3 separate regions of the Homo sapiens genome follow, and regions 2 and 3 are each linked to region 1. Evidence: chromatin loops called from intact Hi-C (ENCODE). Cell type or tissue: MCF 10A. All regions are shown on one strand.

Region 1 (8,000 bases):
TGAAAGGATCATTTCAGCTTGTCTCTATCCCCCTACCCAGCTCTTGATCACAAACATGGTCAGACTGAGAAGTGGGTGCCACAGTCTCTAGAAATAAGGGGATCAAAGCTGGGGGGAAATGCTGAATATGAAATGGATCCATGATTTAAGCATCTTTACATGTAATACATTGACTAAAAAAAATTGTGTAGCTGAAAGAATCAGGAAGGATCTCAGTGGGTGAGCTTTTCTCAGGAAAGAGAGAAGGAGAACTTAAGGTGGATTTCAAAAGATAGGCTAAAGACCTCTGAATTGGGAGCACAGTTTTCACTTTACTCTCCTCAAAATGCACTTGTTGTCTGAGAGCTTCCTTTACTCTCTCTCTCTCTCTCTCTCTCTCTCCCTCTGTCTGAAATAAGGGATTTATAATAAAGAAAATGCAAGATATTAGGAGGTGGGGCCTTCGAAAGGTTATTAGGTCAGGGACATAGCCTTCAAAAATGGTATTAGTGCTCTTATAAAAGAAGTCCAAGAGTGAGCTTTCATCCTTTCTACCATGTGAGGACACAGCAAAATGAGCACCCTCTATGCACCAGAAAGCATTTTCTTACCAAACACTGAATTTGTTGGCACCTTGACCTTGGCCTCTTCAGCCTTTAGAACTGTAAGAAATAAATTCCTGTTGTTTATTAAGCCACCAGGTTATGGTATTTTGTTGTGGCAGCCTGAATGGTCTAATACAGTCCCTTTATCCATCTTTGGCTGACATTCCTTATTCCTTTGAGTCCTCTTTGACATCCAGTAACTTGGATACTGTCATATAAAATTAATTACAATTAACACATCTTATGTAAATAGGAAGGAATAGAGGAATAGGAAGGTGGAAGCAAAATGATTAATATAAACACAGATATCTTGATATCAACATAAGGAAGTACTCCTAACTATTGTAGTATTGGGTTTTGCAACTAGCCAGAAGATCAAAATTGATGTTTTTAACAACTTTCTTCCTTAACTACCTTCTTCCATTAACCCATTCCATATTGCCTTTGCCCTCAACAAGCACCTTACCTGGTTGAGCTTCCTCGACTGGAGATGTGACCCAATCTTCATTTCTCGAGTGTCTGAGCCATTAAAAGTCCTGTTTGTATGGGTTGCTATAATTTTCCATTGACTTTAGTCACAGAATATGGAAGTACTAAGAGACATCCATGGGGAACACCTGCATTACAGATCCTCATTATGTGTAGCAATGCAATTTCTTCTTGATATTCAAGATCTACCATAACAGTAAGTACTGTAGCCCCCTTATTTTGCTATTTATTCAGTGGCACAAGTACTCAAAGTCACCAGATGTCAATCTCAGCTATAAATTCATTAGAAGCATTGCTGCAACCTGTGGTGGAATCATTCAACCATTCGAATTAAGGCCTCTAAATCAGGACGACCTAAGTTACAGGGATGAGAAAAGTAATTTTACTAGTGGATCAGTAGGGAAATAATGAGTAGATCTAAAATTAATGTCATTCCTTGATTCCCTAACCTAGGATTCCTGGCTATGGGAGAATCAGCACCACATTTTGGACACTAACTTAAAACATATACCACATTACAGAGGACATGGGCCAACCCTGCAAAATATCATCTAGCTGGCTCTGTAACTGAGTCATCAAAGGCATTCCACTCTCGATTGGCCAGCTGCTTCAGGGTGATAGGTAACATGGTAAGGTCAGTGAATTTTATGAGTTGGCACATTGCCACACTCTGGTATGAGATCAGTTGTTGGACCAGAAGGGACTCTGTATAAAATACCATGATGGTAGATAAGGCAGCCAGTAAATCCTCAGATGGTAGTTTTGGCACAAGCTTTGCAGGCGAAGTGGTAATGTCACATTTAGAGTCATTGTGTATTCTTGTGAGAACAAAACAATACCCCTTCCAAGATGGAAGTGGTCCAATGTAATCAAGTTCAAAACATGTAGCTTGCAAGTCCTTCTGAGGAATAATGCCATATTGGAATCTTAGTTTTGGTATCCGCTGAAGTTGTAGCCAAATTGACTTTGGTGCATGGAGGTCCATGATTCTGAGCCCACTCACAAGCTTCATCCTGGCTGGTATGACCACTTTCTTCATGAACACATCAAACAAAGACAAGAGTGTCTGGGAAAGAGGCTGCCTGAAATCCACAGAATGCATCATCTTATCCCCCTGATTATTAAACTTCTCTGCTGAGGTTGTTCTTTGGTGAGTATTCACATGAAACCTGAATATCTTTATATCATATGCCCATTTGCAGAGATAGCCACATATACCTCTTCCCTACACTTGTTTATCACTTATTTTATAATCATGTCCTTTCCAAAGGACTTCCAGCCAAACTATTAACCATTGTCTATGAAGTGGGATAAATTCATACCTCTGTCCCCATGTTTTTCTCCATACAAAATGAGCAAGTTTCTTTGGCATTCCTTTTCATTTTGGGTAAATGTATATCCTTCAATAAGTGTCTTTTATTTTAAGGTTAGCAACAGCAGTTACTGTTATTTAGATCCAAGTACTATAACTAATACAGACATTGATAACAGAAATTAGGTTTCATGCAACAAAATTTAAGGAAATTGGGGAATTTTGAAGTTGATTTTCTGCCCCATTAGGGCTAAAGGTAGTTGAAAACTCCATTTGTGTTCTATAAGGGGAATATGGCAGCCCATGAAATGAAAGAGCATATCATTTAATTAAGTGGTTCTCTAAAATGTAAAGCCTTTGGAAGGCCTGGCTTTAGAAGACCTCATTGCTGCCATAGAGAAGTCTGAAAAATGTAAGTAGTTAATAGATTGTGAGGTGAAGTGGATGCTTATGATGGCACTAGAAAGCTTTAAAAAAGAAGCCTAAATTCTTGCTCAGAAGCCTAATTTCTTGGCTCAAGTGCTCCAGGAATATATGGAAGACAGGGAACATGTAAATATAATTTCTGGAGAGCTAAGTTAGCCAAATCCTATGCTTGCCATTTGATCCTGTGTATTACCAAATTACAGAATTTGTTGATTTCTCAACATTGATGTCGGTTTTGTCGAAATTAGTCACTGAAATGCAAAGAGTAAAAATTCAAGAATAGGACAGTTGAGAGAGTTAAAAGAACCTCAACTCCAAATCCCCACTGAGCCTCTCTTGCCAGCAAAAGCAGTCTTTCTCTTTGTCCAATGCAGCTGTTTCTCCTTTGCTTACACACCCGGTAATTTCCTTGCCCGTGAGACTTAAATTGCAAAAAGAAGCCAATTTTCCTAATGCCACCATCTCACAACTATTGTTGTCTCCAGACCTGTAAGCAGAGTAAGATCCCATCATTTCTCTCCAGACTAGGGTGGAGGATCAAATATCAAAACAATGAGAAAAGTGTTTACAAACTGAAAGAACTGTGGAACGTTGAACATTTCTAAAATAAAATTTGTGTGGGAATAATTATGAGGGTGTTCATTCAAAAAAGGAGATATATAATTTTAGATCTGATTGAATTTATTGATATGGTAAAACTTCCTAGAGAGTCTTTATTCAATGTGCTACTCTAGCAGCTTTACACAAGACTGAAATTATTGTGATAAATATAAGTTTGCAAGATCTTACACCTTCTCAATCAATTGCATCTGAAGGAGAATGTATTAGCAGAAAGCAGAAATGAACAGCAGTAGGGGGTAGAGATAAAGCCCAGGGAATATGGAGACTTGAGGTGAGGGAATATATGATAACAGAAGAAAGGGAAGAGAATTATCTGTTTCTGGATCCCCACTTTGTACGGGGCACTATTATAGGAGCTTCTGGACACCACCTCTAAATTTCATTTTATACTCTCAATAACCACATGACATGGGAATCATTATTATTTCCACTTTAGAGGTGAGAAAACTGAGGTTCAAGGATACTAGGTAACTTGTCCCAAATTACACAGTTACAACATAGAGACATGGCAGGGGCACAGGTCTAATGCCTGTGATGCCAGAGCACAGGGCAAGGGAGTCTGCAGAGGGAAGGGTACCTTTCTCTTATGTCGGAGATAAGCCCTGCTAGCAAAGCTCAGCTGAATCAGAAGCAGCAGAAAACAACCTGTGCCATTGTCTGACTATGCCACCAGAGGGCACAGGTTTGGAAGTTTTCTTTTTACACAGTCTTTTGCTGTTTTCTCTGCAGGGACTTGCTGTAGCTGAGAGAGCAATGTGTTATATTACATGGACTAACCTCGCAGTCTAGAGACTTGAGCTTGTCACTCCCTTTCTTTAGGACACATGTACTAGTGACCATCACATTTGTGAGGTGTGCCTTCTTCAATATGGGCAGCGGGTGTCAGGTAGTTAGAAAGACCTCTTGGGTTCAGGACTGATATTTACCAACCAGCTCTGAAACCTCAGTGCTGACTGTGGTTCTTTCCACACAGTGGGAGCTTAGTCTATGTTTTGTTAAGAAGAAATAATGGTACACAGAGTCACCCTCTGTCTATCCCCCAGTGGCTTCCCAGTGCCCTCAAGGTAAAGTCAGTACTATTTGTCCTGGATTATAAGTCCTACCATAGACTGCATCTAGGCTTAGTTCGAACTAGCTCCTCATTCCCTGCCTCCCCTCCCACTACAAATTAACACATAGATTCTTAATGTAGTACTGAAGCTGGCAGGGTCTGGAATCTGATGCTTCACAAAATGTCTGTAGTAAAATGCTTCACATGCCTGTAGTAAATACTCAGAAGCAGGAGTTGCTGTTGCTGCTACTGCTACTGCTACTACTGCTACTACTACTACTACTAGAGCTGGAAACTTTCAGAAGCAGGTTGAACTCAAGTCTCCTGACTGAGTCCAGTTCTTTTTGTTCCCATTGCTTCTTTGCATATAATCAGTACACAATTAATACTGGACAGTGGAATCTTTAATTTCAGTCTCCTTGACTCCTTCTGCATCCTCTTTTGGAGTCCTGTGGCCAGGGGACGGTACAGGGAATTTTAATGACGAGAAGACAGGGCTGGTTTCCCCCTTAGCAGACATATATGTTTGCAGCATCAGAAGTCTAGGGCTGGAAGCTACCTTTGACATCATTTCCTCTGCGAATGCATGTATAATTTCTACAGAACCTATTAGAAAGGATCACCCAGCCTCTGCTTTTGTACAACTTTCCCTTAAAAAACTGCCAATTCCACTGCTGTTTGGCCCAATAGTGAGAACTTTTTCCTGCTGCCTCTTGGTGCTTTTGCCTATGGCCCCTATTCTGCCTGCTGAAGACACTCTTGCCAGCATGGACTTAAACCCCTCCAGCTCTGACAATCCTCTTTCTCTTTTGTTTTACATGAAGGGTCTGGCAGCCAAAGCAATCACTCAAAGTTCAAACCTTATCATTTTTTGCTTTGTTCCTCTTGGCCTTGGTTTTGTACATCAGCTTTGAAAATACCATCCCAGGGTTAATGCTGGGGTTAATTTATAACTAAGAGTGCTCTAGTTTTGCAATACAGGACATGCTATAAAAATGGAAAGATGTTGCTTTCTGAGAGATGCAGGTGGATTCTTGGGCATTTGCTGTAAGTACTTTTTTTCTCTTTGGAAACTTTGAACATCTCTATCAGCAAGTCAGAGTCCCAAATAACCAAGTTGGCAAGTCAGAGTCCCAAACCAAATTCCTGGCTCTAGGGGTGAAGGTCTAAGTGTGGTCATCTAATAATTGACTTTCTACCAGCCTCAGTGACTTTTAAAGAAAGAGGACTCTGATGATGATATGGAGATTGGATAGAGTGGTGAACAAAGGGGGTTGGTATGGAGGATATAGGAGATGGTGTGATCTGTTAGGAGCTGATATAGTAGCTCAGGCCATGAACTGAGAGGCAGAGGCAGCAGGAATGAAGAGAAGGGAGAAGTTTTGAGAGTTATTTAAGAGTTAGTATTCATAAGACATCATGCTTCATTAGATATGGGGAATGAGAATAAAAGGAGGCTATGATTATTCCCAGGTATCTGGCTTAGGTGTCTCTATAGACAGTGATGTGATAAACTGAGATGTGGAATGAAGATGAGGGAGCAAGCTTAAGGTGTAGGGAGATGATATGTTTACATCTGGCAACTTTGAGATTTTCTTATTGAGACTGAGGTCTGTGTGGACCATCCTGGTGGTTATATCCAAAAGAAAGCTGGATAAATGGCTAGGAGCTCAGGAGAGCAATCTGAGAGAGATACAGTTTCTAGCAATTGAGTGCGGAGGGTAAGATCACTCAGGAAGAAGATGGAGGGTGGAGGAAGGATCCTTTTTCTGAGTTCATAGACCTCTTCCTTCTAAGCACACATGTCCACTTTCATTGGATTTCCACACCTGACTTCTTTACTCCATTTCTTTGCACTCTTTCAGGATCAGAGAACCTTACACCTTATCTTTCTGGCTTTCTTTATAATAATTAAAAGTAACATGCATAGGTGTAAGAATAATAGTGTTAAGATGTCTTACAACTTAGAAATGACTGTTTAGATGTTACTAAGATTAATGGTGAAAGAAATGTAAAATTTAGAAAATTATTCTTTCATTTTCTGGTTGTTCGAAAATACCTCTATGGCTTCCATGCATTGCAAAATGCATGAATTTCAGCTCATGACCTTGTACGTGGCTCCATAAACCACCACCCATCCATTCCAACTAATCATATATTGTACAAATTACTTTCATTTTGTCTTTTAGCCAAATAAGATGCGAGTGTTCTCTCATCTCATAGATTTTATCTTAAGAAAATGCCAGATGAAAAAAAAAATCTAAAATTCTAATCTACAATGAATAATGTATACAGAGGGAGTACTAGTTTAACCTAAGAATATCCCCTCTCTCCAAAAGGCTGCCTCTAGTTCAGAAAAAAAGTGATTCAATTTCCATAAATTTAATTTACTCACAGCGTTTTCATAATGTTGCTATAACATCTGAATGACAGTCCATGGCATTATTTCCGTGGTTGCAGCAAGCCACTTCTCCTACTCCCTGTCCATATTAGATGCATCTCCTGTTTTTCAAGGGAGAGAAACCCCTGCTCAGCCCCTGATGAGCACATCATCAAATATTTACTATTGTTTTATTAATCAATGTGGGTGGTTATTATGTGTCTCTGGCTCAGGGAGTGTTTCATCCAACTAAGCTCCCTCAGTGGTTGTCTCACTTCATCTCTTATAGATTAACTTCCTTCCAAAATGTCACCATTCCTGTATCTGGTTCTCTTGGTACTTGGGCTTCATGCTACAATCCACTGTGCATCACCTGAAGGCAAAGTAACAGCCTGCCATTCATCCCAACCAAATGCCACTCTCTACAAGATGTCATCCATTAATGCTGACTTTGCATTCAATCTGTACCGGAGGTTCACTGTGGAGACCCCAGATAAGAACATCTTCTTTTCCCCTGTGAGCATTTCTGCAGCTTTGGTTATGCTTTCCTTTGGGGCCTGCTGCAGCACCCAAACTGAGATTGTGGAGACCTTGGGGTTCAACCTCACAGACACTCCAATGGTAGAGATCCAGCATGGCTTCCAGCATCTGATCTGTTCACTGAATTTTCCAAAGAAGGAACTGGAATTGCAGATAGGAAATGCCCTCTTCATTGGCAAGCATCTGAAACCACTGGCAAAGTTCTTGAATGATGTCAAGACCCTCTATGAGACTGAAGTCTTTTCTACCGACTTCTCCAACATTTCTGCAGCCAAGCAGGAGATTAACAGTCATGTGGAGATGCAAACCAAAGGGAAAGTTGTGGGTCTAATTCAAGACCTCAAGCCAAACACCATCATGGTCTTAGTGAACTATATTCACTTTAAAGGTAAGACTTTCAGATGTCAATTTTCAGTCTAGGGCTCAGATACTTGGGTGGAGTGCTGAGGGGAGCTCATGGTCTCTTATTACTGGCATCAGTAGGTGTCCCTCATACCACAGTGATCTGCTCCACTGGACATAGCTGTGAATAGTATTGGATCTTCCAAGATGGACACACAGCTCTGTGAATGAGTCCAGGAAATTTCTAGGGAGAGC
Region 2 (8,000 bases), 360 kb before region 1:
CTCACCTAGTTCCCCCTTGCCCTGTGCTGCCCTGTTCACCCCACCTCCGTCCTCTTTCCAGTCCTCAGCCATCCTCCATGCCCTCTGTCCTTCTGGGGTCCAAGGCCACAGGCATCTGAGGCATACTTTGAGCCTCTGTGTTCTACTACTCATCAGGACCTGGCTCCTGGAGGGCAGCAACCCCAGTACTATTTTGAAATTCCACTTTGGCCTCTAACCTCTCCCTTGATGATCCACTGTTTTCCTGGACCTCTTTTATTTGTAGGCACAACCCCCAGGCTTCCACAAATGGAGAGGGCAGGCAACCCCTTGGAAGGAGTTGGCTGATGGAGACATGGACCTGCACTTCTGAGCCCCAGCTTGCTTACCCTGTCTACTACTGGCCCCAAGAGAGCATTGAGGTGGGAAAGGGGGTGTCCAGTTGAGACGGAACCCTGTGCTTCAGCCCACCTGTTACTGCAAGGCTAGGTGCTTGAATGCCTTCATTCCATGGTCCACTCATCTATCTTTGCAGAGTAAGGTCTTGGGCAGATCTCCACAGTCACTTACTCTGGCCACTGATTATGTGTTGAGGAGATGTGGTACAAGAACTATTGTCTTAATTCTCCATGATTAAAATACCATTGCCCAAAAATATCCCATAGTGGGCACGGATGCTTGGACCCAATAAGTTATAAATTACAATTAAATTAAGTCTTTGCATTTAAAAATTGGTTTGACAAAATGAGACTCTAAGGACTGCCTAATTAAAATAGTTAATATGAGCCAGTTGTGGTGGCTCATGCCTGTAATCACAGAACTTTGGGAGGCTGAGGCAGGTGGATCACTTGAGGTCAGGAGTTCAAGACCAGCCAGGCTAACAGGGTGAAACCCCATCTCTACAAAAAATACAAAAATTAGGTAGGTGTGGTGGTGCCTGTAATCCCAGCTACTCAGAAGGCCGAAGCAAGAGAATTGCTTGAACCCAGGAGGTGGAGTTTGCAGTGAGCTGAGATCGTGCCATTGTATTCCAGCCCAGCGACAGAGTGAGATTCTGTCTCAAAAAACAAACAAACAAACAAAAAACAAAACAAACAAACAAAAAACAGTTAATATGGCACAATGTAAATTCAAAATAGGGCCTTCAAGTATGAAACTTATTACATAAGACCTAATGAATGAAGGGGTAATTATCCCCACTCCTTCTCCATTTAACAGCCCAGTTTAGCCTGTTCTTAAACCTGGAATAATTGAATGGTACTTCATAGTGTATTACTGCAATCTTAATCCTATGGTCCTGTCCATTAAGGCCCCATATCCAATCTTATTGAAATTACTGACTCCGTTGAATCTGCACCAGCAAACATTTTGCCATTTTACATTTGACTAATATTTTCTGTTCTGTGTCTGTATCAACAGCCATTCAGCTTCAGTTTGCCTTCACCTCTGAAGAGACATGATACACATTTACCAGGCTACCCACGGGGTATGTCAGCAACCTTGCCATTGCAAATAGTCTTTGCAGGAAAGTTCTTAACTGTATCCACCATTCTCCAGGAGCACAGGTATGATGTTACATAAGAGACACCCTCCTCCAAAGAGATTTATTTGACACACTCATTAAGTATACTCATAAAGGAGCTCATAAAGAGGGGATGGGCCATTGCCCCACACTTATTGTAAGGTTTCAACACCTTTGTTAAGTTCCTAAAATTTATTTGGTAAGCCCAGAACTGCTCCATCCTTGACACTGTCAAAAACCAACTACTGACAGTCTCATCACCCGCAATGTTAATGTAAGTTCAGCATCTTTTACCCATTTCTGAGTTCTGAGGGCAACATAGTCCTCATTTACGATTTTGTCTTAATCTCACTGTTGCTATTACTTGCAAATCAGCACAGCTCGAATGGGCCTCTTCCAACAAAAAGCTCTAGAATCTGTCTTAATCTAAACCAATGGGCACTCCTGTTAGTGCTATGAGAGTTTCCTTTATTGTAGAGGCTTTAGTAACCTCCTGACATGCCCTCACTGTGGTCAATGGACCAGCCATAAAGGTTATAAGTTGATTGAAGGCTTCTGATGCAAGAAACTGCCCTACTAAGCCTTGCACTATATACCATTAGAGTGAGAATAACTGGCCATATGCTGGATGTCCCCAAAATAGAGGCTCTCATAGACCCTGAGCCTTTGGTTCTCTACCTCTGTAGTTGTCCAATATGCTTTGGGTCATGGAACCAGCACCCTGTGAAGTCATGATGGTTACTTAAGCCTCTTTGATACAGGGTGGAACCAAATCTGGGCATTTGGCAGATCATACATGTAAGAAGGAATGACCTCTGCTATCCTCAGTCCCTTGCCAATTGCCATGGTGCTGGAGGAGGTCACCCTATATCCCTTAGCTATGTGGGGAGCCCTTTGGGATCAAATTAGTGAACAGCAATGGGAGTTTATTCTATAGACAATATTGTCACCATCATACGTGTTACTGCTATCCATTTCTTAACCAGGATGTCTGTGATAAAGGGCAGGAAACAAAGAGTCAGCACAATTGGCCAAACTTCAGCCATCATCTTAGCACTGGGTGCCATGACCAACAAATGGCCCAGTAAGTACAGTTTTATGAACTCTTAGGCCATTGCCTCAGAGTTGCCCCCAAAGTAAGGAACTTTGGGAATCTATTCCCTTGCAGATACCCAAAATATAAATCAGGGTGTTACAGACTGAATTGTGTCTTCCCAAATCCCTATATTGAAGCCCCAACTCCCAATGTGACTGAATTTGGAGATAGGACCCTTGAGGCGGTAATTATGGTTAAATGAGGTCGTAAGGGTAGGGCCCTTATCAGATAGAACCTGTGTCCTTATAAGGAGAGAAAGAGACCAGAGAGCTCTTTCTCTCTGCACTTGCACAAAGGAAAGGCTGTGTGAGGACACAGTGAGAAGACGGCCATCAGTAAGTCAAGGAGAGAGGCCTCACCATTAATCAATACTGCTGGCACCTTGATCTGGGACTTCAAATCTCCAGAACTGTGGGAAAATAAATTTTAATTGTCTAAGTTACTCGGTCTGTAGTATTTTGTTATGGCAGCCCTAGCAGTCTGACACACAAGATAACAGATGTTCCTACATGTACAGTTGATTCTCATTATTTCTGGTAGTTATGTTCTATAAAGTCACTGTGAGCACTGAATTAGTGAATATTAAACCATGGTTCCTAGAGTAAATCCAGGCTCACTTTCTGTGAGCCTCTGGTTACAACATTTTCATTAGCCAGTCAGTATATAACCTTGTTTTATATGTGTTTTTGTTTAAAGACACTTTATTTCATGTATATTATTGATTTGTTTACATTGCTATTTAATATATATTGTTTATTCATTTGCATTGAACTTATGGACAACAGCACTATGCTCATGCTTAGCACATGTATTTTCTCCATAAGGCACATCACAGCCTTCTTGTGCTTAGGAACACTAGACAACACTTTAGCACTATGCTTGGGGGCAATTTTAAACAGTGAAATTATTAATAAAAAGCATAAAAGTTTGAACAATGTGGTATTAAATATACTGCAAAAAGGATACTTGTTTATGGTATGAGAGCTGAGACAAGAAGGCAGAGCATCACCTTATCCAACCTCAGCTGGGAACACATGCACCAGATAATTCAATTTTTTTGCTGATCTATGCATGTTTATGAATGACCACAGAAGCACTGCAAGAATTGATTTGGGGTTTATAAATAAGTTTCAGTGAGTAGGTAAATCCTTAAATATGGAATTTGCAAACAATGAGGAAGGACTATGCTAAGGCCCAGTACAAGGCCTCAACAGGATACTCCTTATCCCCTTTGGAGTTCCAGACATTACTGCTATGACCAAAGCACTCACCTCACTTCTCAGAATACACAATCTAGGCTCTTGAATAAGACAGTAAATGGAGCTTCCACTACCCTTATAGACCCCAGGCAGCTGGTTTAATTGACAGGCATAATAGGCTCCTCAAAGAACTCCTATTTAAGTTACAAAGTGATACTCCTCTAGGTGTCACTATTACCACAGGCATTGATTAATCTAAATTAATGCCTTCTAGGACATGGATTCACTATACCAGTGCCACTCAGGTCCCTCAGTTGCCTTTATTGGCCATAAAGGGGGACACCTCTGAAGTTCATGCTTTTGATGACCACCTCACCAGGTGGCCCTGTCCCTGCCTGTCTCCCTAGGAAGTGAAGTAGACACTTTTCCTTCTCACCAATAGGGTTGAACAGGTGATCAAAACAGGGTGCAGGATAACAGGCAAGACACAAAACAGACATGAGAGACACCCGTTTGAGTCCAGATTTTAGCCCATTCCCAGGGCATGTGTATTAGTCTGTTCTCACACTGCTATAAAGAAATACCTGAGTCTGGGTAATTTATAAAGAAAAGAGGTTTAATTGGTCCATGGTTCTGCAGGCTGTACCGGAAGTATGATGACATCTCCTTGGCTTCTGGGGAGGGCTCAGGAAACTTGAAATCATGGTAGAAGGTGAAAGTGGAGCAGGCACTTTCACGTGGCCGGAGCAGGAGCAAAAGAGAGATGAGGGAGGGTGCCACACACTTTTAAACAGTCAGATTTTGTGAGAGCTCGCTCACTATTGTGAGGACAGTATCAAGAAGATGGTACTAAACCGTTCACAAGAAACTGCCGCATGATCCAATCACCTCCCACAATGTCTCACCTCCAACGTGGGGGATTACAATTCAACATAAGATTTGAGTGGGGATATAGATCCAAACTGTATCAGCATGTGTGTTTGTATGTTTGTGTATGTGTGTAGACACTTCACTTCCTAAAGAGGCACTTCTATTCTCTAGAAGTCTCAGTCATCACCAGAATTTATATTGATGTGAAGGCATCAAGGAGTCAATTATGGTGCAAGGCCTAAATTAATATTATGCGCTTCCTGGACATCTGGTAAAATTAGGAGGACCTTGAATGTCCTAACTGCAAATTCCCCTCTCCACTCGGTGCCTGCAGGTAAGGTCCCTTAACAAAACAAGTCTCCTTATTAAATGAGCCAGTGCAGTTCCTGCTTATCTTTAACTAGAGAGTTTCAATTCCTTGCCAGTCTGTGTAATTATTCGAAGAAGCCAGTCACATTCTCCCCCAGGAATCAGGGACACTCCATTCTTTTGATACTACAAAGTTTGCCTCCTACAAACCCTGGTTGTTTATTGTGTTTCTGAATGTAACCCCAAGTGGCCCTGTGTGGTGTATTATGTACTCTCCAGGGCTTTAAGTGTATGTGACTAATAAAACTGCTAGTGATTTCATCTGTCCAGTGTTGACTGTCATGTGTTTGGCCATCCCCATATCCCTAGGACAGGAATCCCTCCCTTACCAATGGAGTGAAGAAGAGGCCACCAAAATGGTTATAGGGTGATGGACAAGACACACAACATTGACCTGAGAGACACCTGTTTGAGCCCACATTTTAGCCCATCTAAAGCATATATGTTTGTCTTTCTCTCGCTTTCTGCGTGTGTGTGTATTAAAGGGCTAGGGGATCTTTTTTGATGCAACAGAGAGAAATTATTGATTCAGCTCTATTGGAGGGAGATAAGACTGTGCAATCTATGGTTGTATAATTGTGTGGCCTGGAGTGGGTGTATTTTGTACTTACTTGTGTGAAATGTTTGAAGATACAGGGTTCTTTTCTATGTTTACTTTAAATTTATTTGGGTCTCATAATATCTGAAGATGTTTGCCAGTCATCCACTTATTTATGTAGATCACACATAAATATGTATTTGCAGTGTCTATAGATCCTGAGTGCTGGCACATGGGTAAAGCATGGTTGGAAACAGGTTGGAGTACATTGCTTTAATTCAGGAATAATTCATGCACACATTGGAATGCTGCTAAATGAAATTTCATGATTAAAGATAATTGAGAATAAGTTTTTACATGGCAAACCAGAAATGAACATGTACCCAGTGGAATAAAAAGGTAGTTGGGTAAGGTTCTAGCAGATAGCACTGCAGTTTCCACATTACCACATGAGACTATTAGTGCACACACACACACACACACACACACACACACACACACATGCTGAGATTTGCGGGGAGTTCATTTGTTAATTTGAGAAAGATCCTAAGAGTCTCATTAATGCCCAGGGCCCAGGGCCTGTTCTCATTCAGAAGCTACTTGTGGGGGAAACAGCCCTGCTAATGATCTCAGTTGTCTTGAGTGAGCACATCAGAGACCTCTGAAAAGCCAGCTCTCTGCAGGGCTACAGCTGGGTACTTACATGTACTCACCCAAGACACTTCTAGGCTGGAAGCACATGATTAATGAGAGTAATGCCAGCTTCCAGAATAGATGTCTCTGTGAAGCCAGCCCTGAGCCTCAAGAATCTGAAATGGCTTCATTGGGTGAGGGTCACAAATCTCTGCTACATGAACAAGGCTGTCTGTCTGTGTCACATGCCATATGTCCAGCCCTGAGAACAGGTGTACAAGAGCAAAGTTGACATGGATGTGACAACAAAATGCCCAGTCCCAGGCCACATAGAGGAAATGTGACTTTGAGCTGGAGAATGTATACTGGTTGGCTCAGCTCAGGAGGGCACTGAGGGTGGAAGATTACTTTTCTTTAGTCAATCAGATGCCCCTGGAAGGAGGATTCCCTGTAATCGCAAGAGCCATGTCCATGCTGATTGCAAGGTGGGGCTCTTTCAGAGGTTGAAGTAATGCATTTTTTGAAGGCTCCCACTTGCCTGCTTCCTCCCCTCTCCACTTCTCAGAAAGCCTTCCCCATACCCTGATATCCTGCCTGGTAACATGGACAGTCTTTGTGCCTCACTCTCTGAAAAAAAGCTGGGGCGGGAAGGATGAGTCTTCCTCGCTGCTATGTTTCTGGCTGACTCGCTATGGGAAGAGAAGAGGGGTATGAAGAGTGCATATACTTATGACTGGACATGACTGTATGTGTGCAGGAGAAAGGAATTCCTAGGAAAGTTAGGGGCTGGGGTGTTCTCTGCTGTTTGTTCTCTGAGAAGCAATGTGGCATTTACTGATAACCAGTTACTTCTCTGTTTCAGGAAAAAGTGTGCAAATAAGGCTGTGGTTCAACAGGTTTTGGACAGGATGCTGATGGGACACAATGCCCATCTGAGACCAAATTTTGGAAGTAGGCCACTTCCAGACACTTGAGACCTTTGTGTTAGGTCAAATAGAGCTGAGACACAGCAAACCAACCCAACTGGTAAGCCTACCAGTGGCCCTCCGCAGGCTCTACACCTCTGCCTCTCTAGATCCCACCTTCCTGACCCTGAAGAGACATGCAGCTGAACACTCCCGGGCCTCCAATCTCCAGGCCTTTAGCTCTATCCCTGCAATTTCTGCCACTTCTTTGCTTGTATATACAAGAGATCTTCTGCTCTTTCCACAGTCCCTTGTGAGGGCACCAAGCCTAAATATGCACCCCCTGTTGTGGCTGAAGAGGCAATGGGTATGCAGGCTTCAGGGTGCTGTGCTTCTCAAGCTGGAGCTTTCTGCTCCATCTATTACACTCTATGGGTAAGGCACTTGAGCACACATTCTTTGCACCCTGGGCACTCTCCCTGTTCATTTTATTCAAAACTGTGTGCATATTCTTCACCATGCAGTCTACTTCACAAATCTCTGTTCAGTCTACTTTGACTAACCAGGCCTCAGGGTCTTCCCCCATTGTCCCCAAGCCTTCAGTTCCCACTGATTTTTATTGGCTCTACCTCTGGAAAACATCCTAACTCTGTTCTTATCCCTCCATTGATCATAAGGCCCCTAGCTTAGGCCTCGGTCATCTTGCTCCTGAATTACTGCACCTTGCAAGTTGCTTTCCCTTTGCTTCATTGCTCTTCCCAGAGTGTGAGGGCATAAGATGCAGCCCACAGTGTATGAGATGATTGTGCACCTAGGGACTGGGATGCTAGGGTGTAGAGGGCATAAGGCAGGCTCTTTCAATAACCTTACCCTATAAGGATAGCAAAGC
Region 3 (8,000 bases), 65 kb after region 1:
ATCCTATACCCTCCCAAGACTGAACCAGGGAGAAACTGAATCCCTGAACAGACCAATAACGAGCTTTGAAATTGAGGCACTAATAAATAGTGTAGCTACCAAAAAAAGAAAAAAGAAAAAAGAAAAAAAAACAGAAAGCCCAGGAACAGATGGATTAACAGCTGAATTCTACCAGATAAACAAAAAAGAGCTAGTACCATTCTTACTGAAACTATTCCAAAAAATTGAGGAGGAGAGACTCGTCCTTAACTCATTCTATGAGGCCAGCATAATCTGGATACCAAAATCTGGCAAAGACACAAAAATTTCAGGCCAATATCTTTGATGAACATCAATGCAAAAATCCTCGGTAAAATACTAGCAGACCACATCAGCAGCACATCAAAAAGCTTATCTACCATTATCAATTAGGCTTTATCCCTGGGATGCAAAGTTGGTTCAACATATGCAAATCAATAAATGCAAGTCATCACATAAACAGAACTAAATACAAAAATCACATGATTATTTCAATAGAGGCAGAAAAGAAAAATCTAAAAGAAAAATGCTAAAAGAAATCAGAGGTGACACAAACAAATGGAAAAACATTCCATGCTCATGTATAGGAAGAATCAATATAAATAGAATGGCCATACTGTCCAAAGCAATTTGTAGATTCAATGCTGTTCCTATGAAACTAAAAATGATGTTCATCATAGAACTACAAAAAATATTTTAAAATTCACATGGAACCAAAAAAATAAAGCTTGAGTAGCCAAGGCAATCCCAAGCAGTAAAAAACAGAGCTGGAGGCATCATGCTACCCAACTTTAAAATATACTACAAGCCTGATGTAAGAATTAAAAAAAGAGGAGTGAAACATGAAGGGTGGCTTTACAGTCAACAGGGACAGGTTTATTTTAAACAAACCTGAGAGGGGCTGCTGGTAAAGTTAGGTCAGAGCCACGCTCTCTTACAGACTAAGAGTTTTTAAGGATTCAGAGTGGGAGAAATTATCAGAGGCTTAGACTGCTTCTGTGTCTCTTTGTAATGCTTATCTGAGAGAGAGAGTTGTGTGTTTGTTCCCATACATCTTTCTGCAGCTGCAGGCATATCCCCTGAGTCTGCTTGAGCTTCCCTATCTGCACGTGAAGGGAAATGAATGTGCTTATTAAGGCCCGGCCCACTGTTTTACTGGGGCCCATTGTATGAGAGTGAAGTTTGGCAAGAGACTTTCCCCTTACTTCTCTCTGTGCCCGAGCTGTCTTATCTGTGTTTTACTGTCTGCTCTTTCTGTCTGCTTGTAGTTAGAGGAGAAGTGATTTCCTTGAAATGTATGAGGCTAGAAAGGGAGCTGGAACTTAAAGTGTCAGTGTTTGTCCAAGATGATGGTGCTCCTGCTCTGTCAGCTACAGTAATCACAGCAGCATGGAACTGGAGAAAAAAACAAACACACCGATGAATGGAACCAAATAGAAAGCCCAGAATTAAAGCTGTGCATCTACAGACATCTGATCTGCAACATAGCTGACAAAAACAAGTAATGGTGAAAGGACTCCCTGTTCAACAAATCATGTTAGGATAACAGGCTGGCCATATGCAGAAGATTGAAACTGGACCTCTTCCTTTCACCACATACAAAAATAAACTCAAGATGGATCAAAGACTTCAATGTAAAAGGTAAAGTGATTAAAACCCTGGAAGACAACCTAGACAATGCCATTGTGGACATAGGAATGAGCAAAGATTTCATGATGCAGATGCTGAAAGCAATTGCAACAAAAGCAAAAATATACCAATAAGATCTAATTAAACAAAAGAACTTTTGCACAGCAAAAGTAACTATCAACAGAGTAAAAAAACAACTTGCAAATTGAGAGAAAATTTTTGCAAACTATGCATCTGACACAGGTCTAATATCCAGCATCTATAAGTAACTTAAAATAACAAGAAAAAAAAGCAATCCCATTAAAAAGTGGGCAAAGGACATGAACAGACACTTTTCAAAAGATGACATACATGTGGCCAACAAACATATGAAAAACAGCTCAACATCACTGATCATTAGAGAAAAGCAAATCAAAATCACAATGAGATACCATCTCACACCAGTCAGATTGGCTATTATTAAAAAGTAAAAAAAGAACAAATGCTGGTGAGGTTCTGGAGAAAAAGGAACATTTATACACTGTTGGTGTGAGTTTAAATTAGTTCAACCATTGTGGAAAACAGTGTGGTGCTTCCTCAATGACCTAAAAACAGCACTACTATTAGGCACAGCAGGCCTGTTACTCAGTATATACCTAATGGAATATAAGCTGTTCTACCCATAAAGACACATGCTCGTGTATGTTCATTGCAGCACTATTCACAATAGCAAAGACGTGGAATCAACCTAAATGTCCATCAATGATAGACTGGATAAAGAAAATGTGGTACATATATAGCATGGAATACTATGCAGCCATAAAAAAGAAACAAGATTATGTCCTTTGCAGGGACATGGATGGAGCTGGAGGACATTATCCCTAGCAAACTAATGCAGGAACAGAAAACCAAATATCACGTGTTCTCACTTGTAAGTGGGAGATAAATGATGAGAACACATGGACACATATAGGGGAAAAACAGACACCAGGGTCTGTTGAGGAAGGAGAGTGGGAGGAGGGAGAGAATCAGGAAAAATAACTAATGGGTACTAGGCTTAATATCTGAGTGACAAAATAATTTGTACAACAACCCCCCATGACATGAGTTTACCTGTGTAACAAACCTGTACATGTATTCCTGAACTTAAAAGTTTAAAAAATTGGCATTTTATATGATTTTTCAGAGAATGTCAATTTCTGAAATGACCTTAAAGTTAGGAGAGCAGAGTTTTAACTTAGATGTCATTGGGCAATTCACTTGCTACTTTTTTCTTTTTCTTCTTTTCCTTTTCTCCCTTCCTCCCTCCTTTCTTCCCTTGCTCTGTCTCTTTTTCTTTTTTTTTTCATTCCTTCTTTCTTTTTCCATTTATTACTACTTTGTAGTGAGGTATAAAGATCAAGTACTCCCCTCTTTAGCCTCTACCCACTAGATGCCAGTAGCACCATCCCCTACCCAGTTGTGACAACCAAAATTGCCTCCAGACATTGCCTAACCCCCTGGAAGGCAAAATTTCCTTCCATTTTCACCACTACTTTTGGCAATAAAATGTTGAAAAATTAAATAGTAGATTTATCAATTATAAATGTGAACCATTTAACAAAAATTGTATTGAAAAACAGGACTACTATAAATTTGAGGCATTTTTTCTTTCCAGTCCCCGAGTGTATAAAGTTATGTTATAAATTTGCAATGATCACAGCAGCATAGAGGGATGACAAATGAAATTCAGAAAGCTAGGATTTTAAATAAAAGGACAACGTTCTATAATGCTGCAATTGTTGTATAATCTATGGTCCTATAATTGTTGTAAATAACATGGTATGAAATGAAATAATGAAACTGAATGGCTTCTATGTATCCCACCCCTTCTAAATGACCACACCCAACCCTTCAAAATCCCAGGTTCTGAATACTTCTTTAAACAAGGAGGTAAAATTTTAGGAGAAAAATGAAGCTGGAATTTTTCATTATTCTTGGTGAACTCTCAGAACCTCATTATATCTGTTTCCACAAAATAATTGAACTCATGCACACATTTCTCATACTTGAGCCTACAGCTCCACTTAGTGGTTTGTATGGTTCATAAGCAAAGGAAGTTTAAGTGGTTTTAAATTGTCCTTAGCCTAGTAGAAAAATAAATGCTGTTTGTATCTTCTCAATTTGGTAAAACATTTTAAATAATCAAGTGCAGTAGAACTATAGTCCAAATATCAAACAGTTTTAGTTTCATTGATGCTTGGGGAAAAATCATGTTCCCTCTGAAACATACAGCATTGAAAGCCTAATCTCAAGTATCCAAGTCAGAGAACTCCTTTTCTCCCTATCCTGCCCTTTCTACTCTGATAGCTGTGATTAGATCACAGTAGAGGAGTCAAAGGGAAAAAAAATCAGCTGAAATAATAGGATAAAGAAACGTTGGCGAAAGTTTTGGATGAATGACATCCAAACATTCCATGCAGAGTTTATAAAAGGTATTTTTTAAGGAGAGAGGCTTTTATTATTTTATTGTTAATATGTCCACATTACAAGTAAGATGACTATAAAGCAGAAGTAAAATCATGTGTATTCCTAGATCTATGTAGATAATCACTTTTAACATTTTGATGTGTCTTTTTCTATGTATATTCTCTATATAATAAACTATTTTTCTACCTAAAACCAATACTTAAACTGAAGATCAATCAATGGTGTTAAAAGTCAGAATAGTGATTACCTCAATACAAGGGTAAGTATTAAATGGAAAGAAGTTGGAGAGAAATTATTGGAAGCATTGGGAATGTTCAATATCTTGATATGAGTGATGGTTACACACACATGTACACATGCATGTATGCATGAGTGTATGTGAATAACTGATTCATTACAATTAATATCTATAGTGTATGTTACATATCAATAAAAATAAATCTAAGAAAAAATAAATTGAAGATTAATTTCAATCCTAATTGAGAAACAATGCCCATTATTTATTTTTTCATAATTGAAAATTAATACGTGTGCATGACTAAATATTCTAAGAGTACAAATAAATACAAAATAAAAATTAGATATTCCACCCCAGTCAGGCACTGCTTTCTCTCCTTAGTGGCAATATTTATTAATGTTAAAGCTACTGTGTAATATAATAGATAATATAGATAATATAATTCTCAATTATACTGTGTATTTTTTTGAACTTCGCATTATCTCTGTAATAAATCTGAGGGATGTTTCTGTATTGACATACACAGATATGCTCTGTTTTTGTTAATGGCATAGTATTCTACTGGATGGATTCACCATATATTTTAAAACCAATTGTTTATTGATGGAAACTCAGTGTTTTTTCTCCTAGTCTGGTGCTTTATTACAATCAATGCTGCAACAAACATTCTTGGGTATATACTTGTACACATGCGTGAATATATCTGTTGTATTTATTTCTGAAAGTAAAATCGCTAGGTCAATGGGAATGTGTGTGCTAAAAGGTATTTTCAAGTTGCCTTGCAATGGGATTGCAACAATAGCATATGTAATAGCACATTACAAATGGTATGATATCAAAATCTGTAACCTTTGCCAATCTGACAGATGAAAAATGCGACCTTTGTTCTCATTCCCATTTATTTTGTTATGAGTGGGCCAAACATGTTTTTGTAAGTTTTTAAGTTATACTATTTCTTTTGATGATAAGTTTGTTCATATTTTTAGCCTACTTTTTATTGGGTTCGTCTTAGTTTGGGTTCCACTGAAAGCCAAGCCTGCTGCAAGAACTTGGATTCAGATAGTTTATTTGGGATGTAATTTCAGAAAACAGGAGTTGGAGAGTTGTAGAGTGAGATGGAGAGGAAGAAAGGACAGTTAAAGGATACATCATGTGGATCACTACTATAGGCTAAATTCCACCAGGACCTTCTGAGAAGTGTGTACAATGTCTCCAAGCATTGTCCACCTGAGGGTTCAGAGTTTGAAAATATTTCTTGGTTAGTTTCTGTCCCCCACTGATTGAGCATTACTCACAGGTAGTGTTAAATCAGCCATATATTCAGGCTGTGCTTGCCTCCCACGGTATTGGAAAAGGCTGTGAAACAGAAAGTAGAGATAACTCTCTTTCCCTGATACGCCAGAGACTTCAATCCTGCACTGGGAGATAACCAGGGAAGCCTAGCAACACAAGCAAGGGGGCTCCACTCCAATAATCAACCCAGCCTGGGAAGCTTCTTTTTCTCCATGGGCACGAGACACTCCTTCCTTATCCAGAGACACTGGTTGCCTGTGTGGCACCAGGAAGAGGGATTTCAACATCAGAACCATTCAGGCTAAAAGTCTCTGTACCTCTATAGTCCTGAGATTCCCCTTTCCCACCCAGAGAGACTAGGGCACCAGTAAATGAATAACCACAATGACAAGAGCCTAGCCAAAGAAGTGCTCTTTATCTTCCACAGTCAGGGAAAAGAATGCCACAGCAACCTCCTTGCCAGGGAAGCCCGTTTACCTTCACGGCCTGAGAATCCCTTGCCCCACCCATCAACACCAGGCACCCAGGCCTAGGGAAACCTCTTCCACTCCACTGACAAGTAGCAGTGGGAGCTGCAGCAGCACCAGATAAACTAAGATCATACTAATACTGCAAAGTCTCTAAAAATTAAGCTGTCATTATAATCACAGACCACAAAAGTTGGCTAGCATCTGCATGCTAAACCTAGGCATGATGACTGCCTGCTCACATAAAAGATATAAATAGGAGTCACAAAACACAATCAACATGACGAGGAAGCAATAAAAAGCCTGTCATATCAAGGACTAGGGAAATCAGTAATCTATTTGGAAAAGACAATCAACAGAAACCAACAGCAAGATGAATCTAATGTTGTAACTGTCTGACAAAGATTTTAAAGCAGTTATGAAATACTTCAATAATTAATTAAATGTAAACCTAGAAAATTTCAGAAAAGAAATAAAGTTATAAAAATAACCAAATGGAAATTATAGAAATTAAATATTAGAAATAAAAGGGAACATGCTGGATTGGCTCAAAGACAGAGTAAAGATGACACAAACAGAATTAGTGAACTTGAGAAAGATCAATAGAATTTATACATTCTGAATAATAAAGATAAAATAGATGCAATAAAAATGAACCAAATCTGAAGGACCTGTGGGAGAATAACAAAAAGCTAACATTTGTGCCATCAGAGTTCCAGAAAAAGAGGTGAGGGAGACAGAGAGAGAGAGAGAGAGAGAAACTGAGATCATTGAAAACAATTTGAATTCTTAATCAAAGGAGAAGCCAAATGTAAAAATTTGGAAAATTCTCAGACTGGCCATGTAAATAATTTTTAAAAAATAGTATTTAGGAGAGAAAATCAAGAGTGTGGCCAAGATACCTTTGATGATGAGGTTAGTATGAATAGAAGAAAGCCAGATGCTATCTTTTTTTCCTTCATCTTTTATTTTAAGATCTGGGGTACATGTGCAGTATGTGTAGGTTTGTTACATAAATAAATGTATGCTATGGGTGGTTGCTGTACAGATCAACCTATCATTTTGGTATTAAGCCCAGCAACCATTAGCTATTCTTCCTGATGCTCTCCTTCTCCCTACCTCTGACAGGCCCCAGTATGTGTTGTTTCCCATCCTGTATCCATGTGTTCTCATTGTTCAGCTCCCACTTAAAGAGAGAACATGTAGTGTTTTCTGTTCCTGTGTTAGTTTGCTGAGGATAATGGCTTCCAGGTCCATCCATGTTCCTGGAAAGGACATGATCTGCTTCTTTTTTACGGCTGCATAGTGCTCCCTGGTGTATATGTACGACATTTTCTTTATGCAGTCTATCATTGATGGGCATTTGAATGGATTCCGAGTCTTTGCTATTGTGAATGGTGCTGCAATGAACTTATGTGTGCATGTATCTTTATAATAGAATGATTTACATTCCTTTGGGTATATACCCAGTAATGGGATTGCTGGGTCAAATGATATTTCTGCCTCTAGATCTTTGAGGAATCACCACACTGTCTTCCACAATAGTTGTACTAATTTACATTCCCACCAACAGTGTATAAGGGTTCCTTTTTCTCCACAACCTCACCAGCATCTGTTATTTTATGACTTTTTAATAATGGCCATCTGACTGGCTTGAGATGCGATCTCATTGTGGTTTTGATTTACATTTCTCTAATGATCAGTTATGTTGAGCTTTTTGTCATGTGTTTGTTGGCCACATGAATGTCTTATTTTGAGAAGTGCCTACTTATGTCCTTTGCCCACTTTTTAATGGGGTTGTTTTTCTCTTGTGTGCCTTATAGACTCTGGATATTAGACTTTTGTCAGATGGACAGATTGCAAAAATTTTCCCCCATTCTGTACATTATCTGTTCACTCTGATGATA

Evidence for each region. Peaks named below come from ENCODE experiments on the same cell type or tissue, not always from the same donor. Only the 100,000 strongest peaks of a DNase experiment are listed, where the experiment ranks them.
Region 2: it touches region 1 in a loop (9-fold over the local background); 12 of 110 quality-filtered maps call a loop at or near these places.
Region 3: a loop joins it to region 1, with 19 times the contacts of the local background. A loop is called at or near these places in 6 of 110 quality-filtered maps.

The regions. Positions count from the first base shown.
Region 1 is chrX:106,036,228-106,044,227 of GRCh38, reverse strand. It overlaps SERPINA7 (serpin family A member 7), which reads left to right and starts at 5,501. Exons shown (of 5, transcript NM_000354.6): 1 at 5,501-5,530; 2 at 7,153-7,791. The coding sequence starts at 7,170. In MCF 10A, a CTCF peak has its summit at 4,106 (motif pointing right); no DNase peak of the experiment used is centred here.
Region 2 is chrX:106,394,001-106,402,000 of GRCh38, reverse strand. No RefSeq gene overlaps it. Among named protein-coding and RNA genes, the nearest start is that of RADX, 210 kb to the left of the region's middle. In MCF 10A, CTCF peaks have their summits at 3,823 and 4,033 (motif pointing right); no DNase peak of the experiment used is centred here.
Region 3 is chrX:105,971,253-105,979,252 of GRCh38, reverse strand. All of the region lies in intron 1 of LOC105373304 (a long non-coding RNA gene), which reads left to right. Among named protein-coding and RNA genes, the nearest start is that of SERPINA7, 63 kb to the left of the region's middle. In MCF 10A, a CTCF peak has its summit at 3,691; no DNase peak of the experiment used is centred here.